Linked DNA regions of Homo sapiens: regions 1, 3 and 4 are each linked to region 2. The links are chromatin contacts, found by Hi-C in ENCODE. All regions are on one chromosome and are shown on one strand. Each heading gives the region's core, a stretch centred on a gene start or an enhancer-like site at or near the end of the contact. The rest is flanking DNA. Distances are from core to core; before and after follow the strand shown. Region 1 holds the start of ETAA1 (ETAA1 activator of ATR kinase). Region 2 holds the start of MRPL19 (mitochondrial ribosomal protein L19). Region 3 holds the start of SUCLG1 (succinate-CoA ligase GDP/ADP-forming subunit alpha). Region 4 holds the start of C1D (C1D nuclear receptor corepressor).

Region 1 (2,805 bases), core at 151-2,650, 8.2 Mb before region 2:
TCTTTCATCTTTGTCTATCCTGACACCATCATAACACTGTCTTAATTACCATATAAGTCTTGATACCTGGTAGATATCAACCCTCATTATTCTTCGAGAGATCTTCAAGAGTTTATTGATATTTTTGGTCCCTTGCATTTTCATATAAATTTTAGAAAAAACTTACCATGTTACACACACACAGTCACACACTGGGCCTTCATATGTATTTATGTTGAATCTATAGGTCAGTTTGGAAATAGCTGACATTGTAACAATATTGAGTCTCACAACCCATGAACATAGTGTAACCATTTATTTAGGTCTTCGTTTTCTTTCAAAAAAAAAATTTTTTTTTTTTTTGAGACGGAGTCTTGCTCTGTTGCCCAGGCTGGAGTGCAGTGGCGCAATCTCGGCTCACTGCAACCTCCACCTCCCAGGTTCAAGCAATTCTCTGCCTCAGCTCCCAAGTAGCTGGGATTACAGGCACCCGCCACCACGCCTGGCTAATTTTTGTATGTATGTATGTATGTATGTATTTACTTATTTTACACGAAGTCCCCCTCTGTCGCCCAGGCTGGAATGCAGATGCGCGATCTCTGCTCACTGCAAGTGCAGTGGCGCAATCTCGGCTCATTGCAACCTCCGCCTCCCAGGTTCAAGCAATTCTCCTGCCTTGGCCTCCCCAGTAGCCGGGACTACAGGCACGCACCACCATGCCCGGCTAATTTTTTGTATTTTTAGTAGAGACGGGGTTTCACCATGCTGGTCAGGCTGGTCTTGAACTCCTGACCTCGTGATCCGCCTGCCTCGGCCTCCCAAAGTGCTGAGATTACAGGCTTGAGCCATGGCGCCCGGCCTCAAAAATGTTTTATAGTTCTCTTTGTAGGAAGGACAATCTTTAACTTATTCCTAGTTACTTGCTATCTCATGCACTATTATAAATAGTATCTCTTTAAAACTTCAATTTTATATCTGTTGCTAATCTATTGAAACACATTGATCTTTGAATATTGACTTTGTATCCAGCAACTCTTAAATTAATTTAGTAATTTTTTCTACTTTCTTTTGGATTTTTCTATGCACATAGCATCTATGAAAAATTAACTGTATTTCCTCTTCTTGAGAAATTCGAAGACTCTCAATAATCTGAATTTGACTAACGTGCAATTTTCGTTGTAAATTCAATAAAAAGTTGCTAGTGTATTCAATCTTTCCAACTCACAAGCTCCCACTCTCAGTTTACGCGGACCTGACTACTACCCGAACAACCCCCACCAGTCTGGAGGATTTTGAGCCTAGACACTCCTCCAGAGCAGGCTCCTGTCCCGGCTGCGGAAGTGCGCGCGCCCTCGGCACCTTAACAGTTCCGCCCCTCTCCCGGACCCAGCCAATCAGCGGCCGCCTCTTGCGCGCGCCCCACCGACCAAAATGGCGGCTGCCGTTGGTGCGGGGTGCGGTTTGTAGTGCTGTTGCCCTACTCATCCCTTTGCAAAATGTGAAAGAAGAAGCGGCTGGTGGAGGCGGGCCATAGGCAATGAGTCGGCGAAGGAAACATGATGACAGCCCTAGCCCGAAGAAAACGCCGCACAAAACAGTGGCGGCGGAGGAATGCGGCTCGGTGGTCGAGCCAGGGAGGAGGCGGCTGAGATCGGCCCGCGGTTCGTGGCCCTGCGGGGCTAGAGAGGGGCCTCCCGGGCCAGTGCGGCAGCGAGAGCAGCCTCCGACCGCCGCCCTGTGCAGTAAAAGTAACCCCGAGGGTGAGACGTCGGCAGCGCGGCCTGCCTTGGCTTCGGCGCCGCATCCCCACATCCCAGCTTGCAACAGGGAAATCTGGGGTGGGGGTGGAGTCTGGAGCGTGTATTCTGTCTCTGGGATTCACCCCTCGAGAGTCCAAAAATAATCCTATACCACTCCCCGATGGGCTTTTGTCCCCGAACTTCAGCACTACCCCGTTAGGTTTGACCATCCATTTGCCTCCGCCACAGGAATAGGTAATGTGGTTTACCTGTTTGCGGGAGGGCGGCTGCTTTCCAGGCTGCTCCTCCAGTCAGCAGCAGTGGTGGAGTGAGAAGAAACAGCTGATAGGCCCGCTAACCTCAGTTTTTGCCCGGAGAAGTTATTTCTCTTTAAACCCTTTTTTTCCCTGTGACCTGCTTTAGAGAAGAGTTCATAGGAAAAGTTAAAGTTTGTCTCAAAGCCTGGTAGATGTCTCACCTCATTGTGAATAAACCGGAAGTTCCTGTGTGTAACATCCCTCCAAATAAGATACTAAGGATCTCTTTCGTCTCGATTAGTTTTAGGTGTTACTTTTTAAAAGACTTCTAGTAAATCTTAGTTGGAACTGAAACTCATACAAAAGCCTTTATTCTGGAGCATGTTCTTGAAATAGTGCTTTTTTTTTTTTTTTTTTTTTTATACCTTACGTGTCTTTTTTCTTTTGGGAAAGAATCTCGCCCTGTCGCCCAGGCTGCAGTGCAGTAGCACAATCTCGGCTCACTGCAACCTCCGCCTCCCGGGTTCAAGCGATTCTCCTGCCTCAGCCTCCCAAGTAGCTGGGACTACAGGCGTGTGCCACCTCGCCCGGCTAATTTTTTGTATTTTTGGTAGAGACAGGGGTTTCACCGTGTTAGCCAGGATGGTCTCGATTTCCTGACCTCGTGATCCACCCGCCTCGGCCTCCCAAAGTGCTGGGATTACAGCCACCGCGCCCGGCCACCTTACATGTCTTTAATAATACTCCTATAAAGCAATTTGGGAATGAACAAAAATCTTTATAAAAATTTGAAAGTGATTCTAGACAAAAATTCCCAAGCATTGGATCAC
Region 2 (2,896 bases), core at 42-2,541:
CAATCCTTATATAACCACTGCTGAAATAACAAATTCCAAATTTCTTTTTTTGTGTGTGTTTCTTTTTCTGTTTTTTTGAGACGGAGTTTCGCTCTTGTTGCAATGGCGCGATCTCGGCTCACTGCAACCTCTGTCTCCCAGGTTCAAGCGATTCTCCTGCCTTAGCCTCCCAAGTAGCTGGGATTACAGGAGCCTGCCACCACACCTGGATCATTTTTTTTATTTTTGGTAGAAACGGGGTTTCACTATGTTGGCCAGGCTAGTCTCAAACTCCTGACCTCAGGCGATCTGCCCGCCTCGGCCTCCCAAAATGCTGGGGTTAAAGGCGTGAGCCACTGCGCCCGGCTGTGTGTTTGTTTCTTAGAGATACGGTCTCACTATATTGCCCAGGCTGGTTTCCAACTCATGAGCTCAAGGGACCCTCCTGTCTCGGCCTCCCACAGTGCTGGGATTACAGGCATGCCTGGCCACGCCCAGTCATTTTCCAAATTTCTTAACAAGACTTACAATTTACCTTTTCCAGCTTTACTTCTCCCACCTATCCATACCCACAGTTGCCCAGCCCAAATTCATTTGGGTTCCTCAAAGGGTTAATGCTTTGTGTAGTCTCAAGGACTATGGGCCAGCAGTTCTGTCAGGAACTATTCTATTCTCTTTTCTGTGCATTCAGCAAAGAATTAGAAAAATTAGCTGGGCGTGATGGTGCGAGACTGTAGTCTTGGCTACTCGGGAGGCTGAGGTGAGAGGATCTCCTGACATCAGGAGTTGGAGGCTGCAGAGCCATGATCGCGCCACTGCACTCCAGCCTGGGTAACAGAGGAAGACCTTGTCTCAACAAAACAAAAGATGTTAGTGAGGGCCCAGGTAGGTGCTAGGTGCTGGGATAACATGGTGAGCAAAAAGAAGACTTTATCCCTTCCCTTGCCTCATTATAGTATAATGGCAGATTTAAATACTAATCTAATAATTACACAAGAAAGAATTGCAAATGAGATCAGAGCTGCCAATCGAAGGCACCCAGTGGGAAAGACGGCCTACAATGGGATTTTCGCATAGCGAAAGCTTGTCTGAGAAGATAGAGTGGATTCATAGGGGGAGGAAAAAGCTTTCTAGGCTGGGAGAACACCCCTGTGGAGGGGTGTAACTTGGCGCATTACGAGGAACTAGAGAAACGTGCACTTTTCCTAAGACATCAGGAAAGGAGCGAGGAGAGACTTATCCATTTTGTCCCATAGCAGCCGCCATATGGTGGCAGACAGCAACAACCTCGTCGCACTGATTACTGGGAGCTGTAGTCTTGACGTGAGCTAGCTGGCATGGCGGCCTGCATTGCAGCGGGGCACTGGGCTGCAATGGGCCTAGGCCGGAGTTTCCAAGCCGCCAGGACTCTGCTCCCCCCGCCGGCCTCTATCGCCTGCAGTAAGTGGAGCCGGACTTGCGAGCTGGGGCGCGTTAGGGGCCCAGGGTCAGGATGGGGGAGGCGAACCTGGAGATCAGAGGCAACCCCAGCGTTGGTCCCCCGTGGGACGCCGGGTTGGGGGAGATTGCGGGGCTCTGCGGGATCTCAGGGTTGGCACGAGAGTTCTGACCTCCGTCGTCCGCTCCCGCAGGGGTCCACGCGGGGCCTGTCCGGCAGCAGAGCACTGGGCCTTCCGAGCCCGGTGCGTTCCAACCGCCGCCGAAACCGGTCATCGTGGACAAGCACCGCCCCGTGGAACCGGAACGCAGGTGAGGCACTGCCCTGGCGCTAGGCCGGCAACTGGGGTCGGTGCGCGCGTGAGCGCGTTCGCGTTCGAGGTCCCGGCTCTAAGGTGGGGGCTGCACCTCCCCCTGCACGAGCAGGTGTGTAGGATTCAAGAGCCAGCGCACCACACTGTTCTTTCTTTCTCACTTCTCCCCAAGCCAGCATTGAACTTCTTTGCAGTTTTATTGAGTCAGAACTTCAAGTAGGGGTTCCCCATATTTTAAACTCTTTTCTCTGTGGTATTTGTCCTGTACCAGAGTTTTTCTCTGAGGTATATCCTGTTTATACCTGTTTACGTCCAAGAGCTCTTCTTTTCTCTCAAAAGACCCTTAACCCTGGATAGGAATCGATTGGCCAACTTAAAAAATTTGCTATGGTTTAGGTTGGAAGTTTTGGCAGACAAAGCACAGTAAAACTGGCCACTAAATTGTGTCTGAAACTTACTCATCAAAATAGTGTGAATAAAAACTTATATGAATGGTGGTAATCTTGGAGGTACATGTAAATTTAAAGGACTTAAGGTCTGAAAAGAGAGCTATGTAGCAACCTTTTTAAAAAGCCAGTTTTCAGAGGAAAAACCTGATATGATTATAGGCTTTTTGAAAGGGCTGTAGATTATTGATTGGATTACTTCTGGGATTTTTAATTTTTTTATTTTTTAAATTTTTTTTAGACAGAGTCTCTCTCAGTCTCCCAGGCTGGAGTGCAGTGGTGATTTTAGCTCACTGCAGCCTCAAATTTCTGGGCTCAAGTGATCCTCCCGCCTCAGGCTCCAGAGTAGCTGGAACTACTGGTACCACGCCTGGCTTTTTTTTTTCTTTTCTTTTTTTAACATTTAAAATATTCCACGGATTTAAATAGAAGTAAACTTGGAGTTAGAGAACTAAGAGATTCAGAAAATATTTCTTCATAAAACTTTGCTTTTGAGGGTAGAAATGGAATATCTCTTTTAAACAGTGGCATTTAATAGAATTCACTTAAATAGGAATGTAAATTATATGCTCTAGAGAACAATTTGACAGAATTTACTAAGTTTAAGTTGTGTATACCTTCTCACTCAGAAAGCACACAACTTAAACTCCTAACGTGTATGTACAAGGAGACAAGCACGAGAATGAATGTAACAGTATTTTTTGTAACAAAATTTAGAGG
Region 3 (3,039 bases), core at 177-2,676, 8.8 Mb after region 2:
AATCTCCAGAAAGCTTTACCAAACAAACCATTTCATACTTGCTAACGTTATCTAGCCAGACCTTTGTCCTCAAGTGATTGGCAACTAAGTGTTAGCTATTGAGTGCACACTCATCAATGTACACTTTCAGAATGTAATCTTCTCAAGAAAGGAATTAAGTCTCATAAAATATTCAGTACAAGCAGAATTAAGAGCAAAGCGGAAAAAGAAAACTAACTTTGAGTGTTTGTTACATACGAGATGCTTTATATAAATTGCTCCACTTATTCTGCAGTGAACCCAGATCATCCTGTACATCATCATTGCTAAAATGCACATTTTTTTTCACTTTTTAAAAAACCAGGATACATGTGACAACCACTGGTGTGTCACAGTTTTAATAAGCAATCGTTCTTCATTGTTAGTGGTAAACAAAATAATGGTCCACCTTACAAGTGATGGTGCTTCAGGCCCCTTAAAATGTGTTAATATTTTCATGTGATTGGAAACACTGAAAAACAGATTAAGTGTCCAGGGTTATTACACAGACTGAAAAGGGACTAGCCAGACTTCAAACCCTGATGTGGCTGATTCCAAAGTTTCTTTCTACTATAACCTACCTGACAAGCACAGAGACTTTGAATATGGCAAGAATTTTCCATAGTCAGCGTGTCTCAAAGACTAGCAACCTTGGGTACTAAGTTTTCGGGAACGGATGTGTCCACAAATCGCCTGGTGGAGACACTGCAAATAAGCTGGTTTAGGTCCCAGCCAACCATAAGCTTCTAGTAGTCTATGCGGCTATGCCGACCCCACTCCGTGTGCAGAAACCATCTTTCCCTGACATACAATCCTGCAGAGGGGGAATTCGAAGTGCAGGACCTTTCCGTACTAGGGACAGCCTCATCCCCCAACTTCCTACTGAGACACTCTTCCTCTACCTCTCAACCCAGACCCTTACCTTCCCCACCAAGTTCACCTTGGACCTCTTCATCCCCAACTCCAAATAAGGCCAGTCTAGACGCCACCCCCATCCTGTCATTTGTCACCGCGGGGCCGAGAGCAAGCTCCCAAATTTGCAGGGCTCCCGGACCCGAATCCTGGCTCAGCCACCCAATATCTCCATCTGCCAGCGGCCTAAGTCATGCCCCCCGCCCCACGTATCCAGCAAAGCTCCTTCCACCGTAGGGGTCCCCGACTCGAAGCCGGAATCCCAAGCGGCTCCCAGGCCCCCGCCGAGGTCCAGCCCTGAGGGCCCAGCCGCGGCCTGGGCCAGGAGGTTGGGTCCGGCGGGGCCAATAACCCGCGGGCGCCAGGAAGACAGTACTGGCTGGACTCACGGAGGAAGCTGCGCGACAGGAGACGGGCGGCGGCGAGGCCGCTGCTGCCGGAGACCATGGTAGCGATGTCAGCGGCAGCGGCAAGGGTTGCGGTCATACGCCAATGACACTCCCAGGCCCCCGGGGACCTCCCAGGGGCAGAGGCCGGAGGAGGCAGAGGGTGGCCACAGCAGTCGCCTGAACAAATTTCCCTTTACAGAGGATTCTTCACGAAACAGCGGGAATGGCAGGTGAAGACAAAGAGGCATCCTATCGGAGAGGCAGATAATAACTCGGCTCCTTCCTAGAAATGTGGGTTTGATTAACATTAATTATAACAGCAGCTGAGGGAAAACCCCACGCGAGACTGGCCAGCGCGTGGCATTGTGGGCAATGTAGTCTGACGGCCGCGACTGGTTCGTAGCTTTTGAGTGAGGCGGCGGGAAGGGAGCGAGGGAAGAGCGGCAGTGAGACCGGGGAGACAAGGGACTTGAAGACTAGGAGGGAAGAAACAGCGAGGTGAGGTGCGAAGAGCAGTGCCAGAACTTTGTATCCCAGGCCCATCTCCTTCCCCCTTCGTTTTCCTCGTTTGCTATTAGAGAGAATAATATTTCTCACCGCGTACCTGTGCCTGGACCCGGAAGGGTTGCCGCTGGGGACGGGAATTCGAACTGGCACTGGTGGCCTGTGAAGGGAAAGATGTGATGAGAAAGACCAAAACCTATCTTACTGACAGTTAACTTCTTGGAATGTGAATTTTTTTAGTTAAATAATCATGCAGTCTTTGACTAGCACTAAGTGCATGAGTGTTTATTCCCTGAGGATCCTAAGGGCTGAAATTCGAGGTCAAATGTGACTTTGCTCCCTGATTGGACAAACAGTTCCCTCTTCTGTAACAGCTTTAGAAGGAACCTCAGAGAGTCCCAGAGTCAAAAGGTAAACAAGAGATGAAGTAATCTGCGTCTCTGCCGAAAATCGTGCTCCTGAGATTCCTCATCAGAATTGTCAATAAAATTGCAATCCTAATTTACTTAGGTAGTCATTATAATTGGCACTGAGCTGTGGGATGGATGAGTGGGATTACCCCAGGAGATTGCCCAATACTTCCTTTATGATCCAAATATTGTCATTAACAGGTTGGACTTCACTGCAAATAAACTCCTCCCTCATGGATCATGTTCTTGTGATAACTAAATTCCTCAGAGTTAAATAGTATCAGTGGTTTCCAGATATATCCATTATAACAAAATGGACATTTTTATGGCAAATAAATAGAAAATCCCTTGCTATTTTAAATAGCAAAATTATTCCTGAGCTGTCGCTTGATAAGTTATATGTTTAGTTTCATTTAATTGATAAAATGCATGATGACAAAAAATATAATTTCAGTACACTTTTAATGAAAATTTGTATTTCCATGAAGACGGGGATTTTTGTTTGTTTTGTATCCTGGAGTATCCCCAGCACCTAGAACAATGCCTTACACAAATAACTCATCGTTGAATTGAATTGATATATATAGGAGAAATAGTAGTATATAGATTATTTTTTGGATCCACAGGCAATGTTTGATGGACTTAGGATATTTCAACCTCTTGTAATAACTGCACCCCTGTGGCAGACCAGGTCTCACTAACGCAGGCCTCCATAACAATGTTTCAGTGCTGACTGAGTGGTTAAGTTAAATATTAAAAGCCAGTGCCCTTATACAAAGGCTGAGATGTAACAGAAACCCACCAAG
Region 4 (3,076 bases), core at 110-2,609, 7.6 Mb before region 2:
GGGCCTGGCTCAGTTAGCACTCAATACATTAGATAGTATTTTACTAAAAGTGAAAATTACCAAATACTCTAATCCAATGTGAACTATTTAGAGCCATGCTTGAAGGGTCAACTTTGGAAACAGTAGCTGAGATAATACATATGAAGAGCCATTTGAAAAGGTAAAAGCAGTTAAGAAAAAAATTACATTACTTTTGAACTGTGATACATACAACACAGCTAACTGAAGGCAGCTGTAGTATCTTTTGACTGAGAATTTTATTTTGAAAAACCGTTATTCACACTTGTCACTATCTTTCAACAAAACAATGAGTTCTATCATTTCCACCAAACACAAACATTTCTCTGTACTTCAATAGGGCTAATCTGTTGTTTTTGAATCAAAAATACAGAGTTAAATAACTAAAAGTATAACTGGATTGTTTGTAACACAAAGGATAAGTGCCTGAAGGGATGGATACCCCATTTTCCATGTGATTCTTACATATTGCATGCCTGTATCAAAACATCTCGTGTACCCCATAAATATATACACCTATGTACCCACAAAATTTTTAAATTTAATTTTTTAAAAAATCACGGTTAAGTCTTGGTTCAGTCCACCATCAGACAGTCCTAATAGGTTAATAAGTGGATAGCAAACATCTCATTGCGACAAATACATCTTTATCAAGCCAAAACTGAACTGTAGTCAGCAAACATTGAGGACATTAAAGCTATTTTGAAACAAGTTTGAGTTACACTGAACTTATCCGGGTCATCAAGAAAAACTGCTCTCTTGGATTACCCACTACAGATTTCAGCTAAAGGTCGAAATTAGCCCACTATCTCAGATGAGCTAATACTGCAGCAGCAGGCAGTCTGTGAATGTGAATGATAAACGGAGCTAACACAGTAAAGTTACTCCCCTAGACGTTCCACTTTAGCCTCTCTCCCTAAGCAAGATTGAAAACAGCTGAAAATTGTGAAGACTTCAATGTTTTTTGATTTTTGTTTTTAATTTCTTCGTCTTCCAAGATTTGAGAAGGGGGTGGTTAACAAACGAAGAAAAAGAGAGAGACCGGAGCAAAAGAGAGAAATGAGGGGCCGGGGTAAGCCAAAGCCTGCAAGCAGCCCCAAAACAAGCGGAAGTGGGGGACCTGCCAACAATGCTGCCCCAACGAAGAGCTGTGAGAGACTGCATTCCTGGAAGGCTACGCAGCCAAACTCCGATTTTCTCAGTCTGCCCAGAGGATGACAGGGGAATCCCAGGAGAGGAAAAGCGGAGTTAAACAGGAGCAGGAGAAAAACTGAAACTACACCTTAGAAAAATACCTCACGGCCTTCGACTCCAGTCTCCCGGAAAGCGGTCGGGCAACGATGACGACAATGACGCGCCGGCTCTGCCCCCGCCACGAGCGGCGCTTCCCGATGATCTCACGCTGCTCGCCACGCCCCCTGCTCCTTAACTCTTCTCCAAAGGCAAATCTCATTTTGAGTAGCTCAGACCCATGTTGTGGGAGACGATTGCGGCGGCACTCGGAACTTTTGTCTACCTTTGTACCCGGCTAACACTCACCCCAAATACAGGTTGAGTGTATTTAACCAGGAAAAAAATCTTAGTTATCGAAACTTTGTTCGGGTTTTTACTTTCCCAGAAGCTTTTTTCAGGGCCCTCATTCTTTCTACCCTTTTATTGTCTGCCTCTAGATGAGCCTCTTAGAGCAGCTTCCCAGATTATCCGTGGGGAAGAACAGGTTCTTTATTAGATTATCCGTGGGGAAGAATGGGTTCTTTATTTTTCCAATCTGTCAGTAAAAGGTACTTCTATAAAATACAGTAAAAATGAATTAGTAGAAAAATGGGGAAAATATGTGCAAAATACAAGCCCAAATTTTTTATTAGTTTCAAATAAATGTAAAATTGCATTTCAATGTATGCAATCAGAACAAACATAATAGAAAATAAAGGCATTAACAGAAACTGTACATACTGTTCATTGAAAGTGTAGTATAAGCGATTGAGCATTGTCTTAACATTTGTAACTTGTCATTCCACGGCTGTAATTTGATAAAAAGTTATGCATGAAACAGTTGTCCGTATATTAAATGCATGTAAAAGCATTTTGAACAAGCACCATGTATGTAATATTTAAAGTTTTGGGGGAGGTTCCAAAGTGGCCGAATAGGAACAGCTCCAGTCTACAGCTCCCAGCATGAGCAACGCAGAAGATGGGTGATTTCTGCATTTCCAACTGAGGTACCGGGTTCATCTCACTGGGGCTTCTCAGACACTGGGTGCAGCCCACAGAGCAGGGCGAGGCATGACCTCACCCGGGAAGCACAAGGGATCAGGGAATTCCCTTTCTTAGCAAAGGGAAGCCATGATAGACGGTACCTGGAAAATTGGGACACTCCCATCCTAATACTGTGCTTTTCCAACGGTCTTAGCAAACGGCACACCAGAAGATTATATCCCGTGACTGGCTCAGAGGGTCCCACGCCCACGGAGCCTGGCTCACTGCTACCACAGCAGTCTGAGATCAAACTGCAAGGCAGCAGCGAGGCTGGGGGAGGGGCGTCTGCCATTGCTGAGGCTTAAGTAGATAAACAAAGTGGCCAGGAAGCTTGAACTGGGTGGAGCCCATCGCAGCTCAAGGAGGCCTGCCTGCCTCTGTAGACCCCACCTCTGGGGGCAAGGCATAGCTGAACAAAAGGCAGCAGAAAGTTCTGCAGACTTAAATGTCCGTCTGACAGCTTTGAAGAGAGTAGTGCTTCTCCCAGCACGGAGTTTGAGATCTGAGAACGGACAGACTGTCTCCTCAAGTGGGTCCCTGACCCCCGAGTAGCCTAACTGGGAGACACCTCCCAGCAGGGGCCAACTGACACCTCATACAGCTGGGTGCCCCTCTGAGATGAAGCTTCCAGAGGAAGGATCAGGCAGCAATATTTGCCATTCTGCAATATTTGCTGTTCTGCAGCCTCCGATGGTGACACCCAGGCAAACAGGGTCTAGAGTGGACCTTCAGCAAACTCCAACAGACCTGCAGCTGAGGGTCCTGACTGTTAGAAGGAAAACTAACAAAAAGAAAAGACATC

What was found. A loop is a pair of places that touch in the nucleus more often than their neighbours do. Pooled maps may share reads with other maps.
Region 1: a pooled map shows a loop between it and region 2 (8-fold over the local background). The contact joins the promoter of ETAA1 here to the promoter of MRPL19 in region 2. A Hi-C loop is called at or near these places in 4 of 50 pooled maps.
Region 3: a pooled map shows a loop between it and region 2 (6-fold over the local background). The contact joins the promoter of SUCLG1 here to the promoter of MRPL19 in region 2. A Hi-C loop is called at or near these places in 3 of 50 pooled maps.
Region 4: a pooled map shows a loop between it and region 2 (26-fold over the local background). The contact joins the promoter of C1D here to the promoter of MRPL19 in region 2. A Hi-C loop is called at or near these places in 3 of 50 pooled maps.

The regions. Positions count from the first base shown.
Region 1 is chr2:67,395,933-67,398,737 of GRCh38, forward strand. It overlaps ETAA1 (ETAA1 activator of ATR kinase), which reads left to right and starts at 1,401. Exons shown (of 6, transcript NM_019002.4): 1 at 1,401-1,739. The coding sequence starts at 1,517.
Region 2 is chr2:75,645,492-75,648,387 of GRCh38, forward strand. MRPL19 (mitochondrial ribosomal protein L19) reads left to right here and starts at 1,292. Exons shown (of 6, transcript NM_014763.4): 1 at 1,292-1,419; 2 at 1,611-1,728. The coding sequence starts at 1,317. RefSeq lists enhancers at 1,092-1,386, 1,222-1,521.
Region 3 is chr2:84,457,854-84,460,892 of GRCh38, forward strand. It overlaps SUCLG1 (succinate-CoA ligase GDP/ADP-forming subunit alpha), which reads right to left and starts at 1,427. Exons shown (of 9, transcript NM_003849.4): 1 at 1,320-1,427. The coding sequence starts at 1,416. It also overlaps a transcript of DNAH6 not described here. RefSeq lists an enhancer at 1,464-1,603 and a silencer at 1,784-1,973.
Region 4 is chr2:68,061,645-68,064,720 of GRCh38, forward strand. It overlaps C1D (C1D nuclear receptor corepressor), which reads right to left and starts at 1,360. Exons shown (of 5, transcript NM_173177.3): 1 at 1,314-1,360. RefSeq lists enhancers at 928-2,127, 1,049-1,458, 1,211-1,711.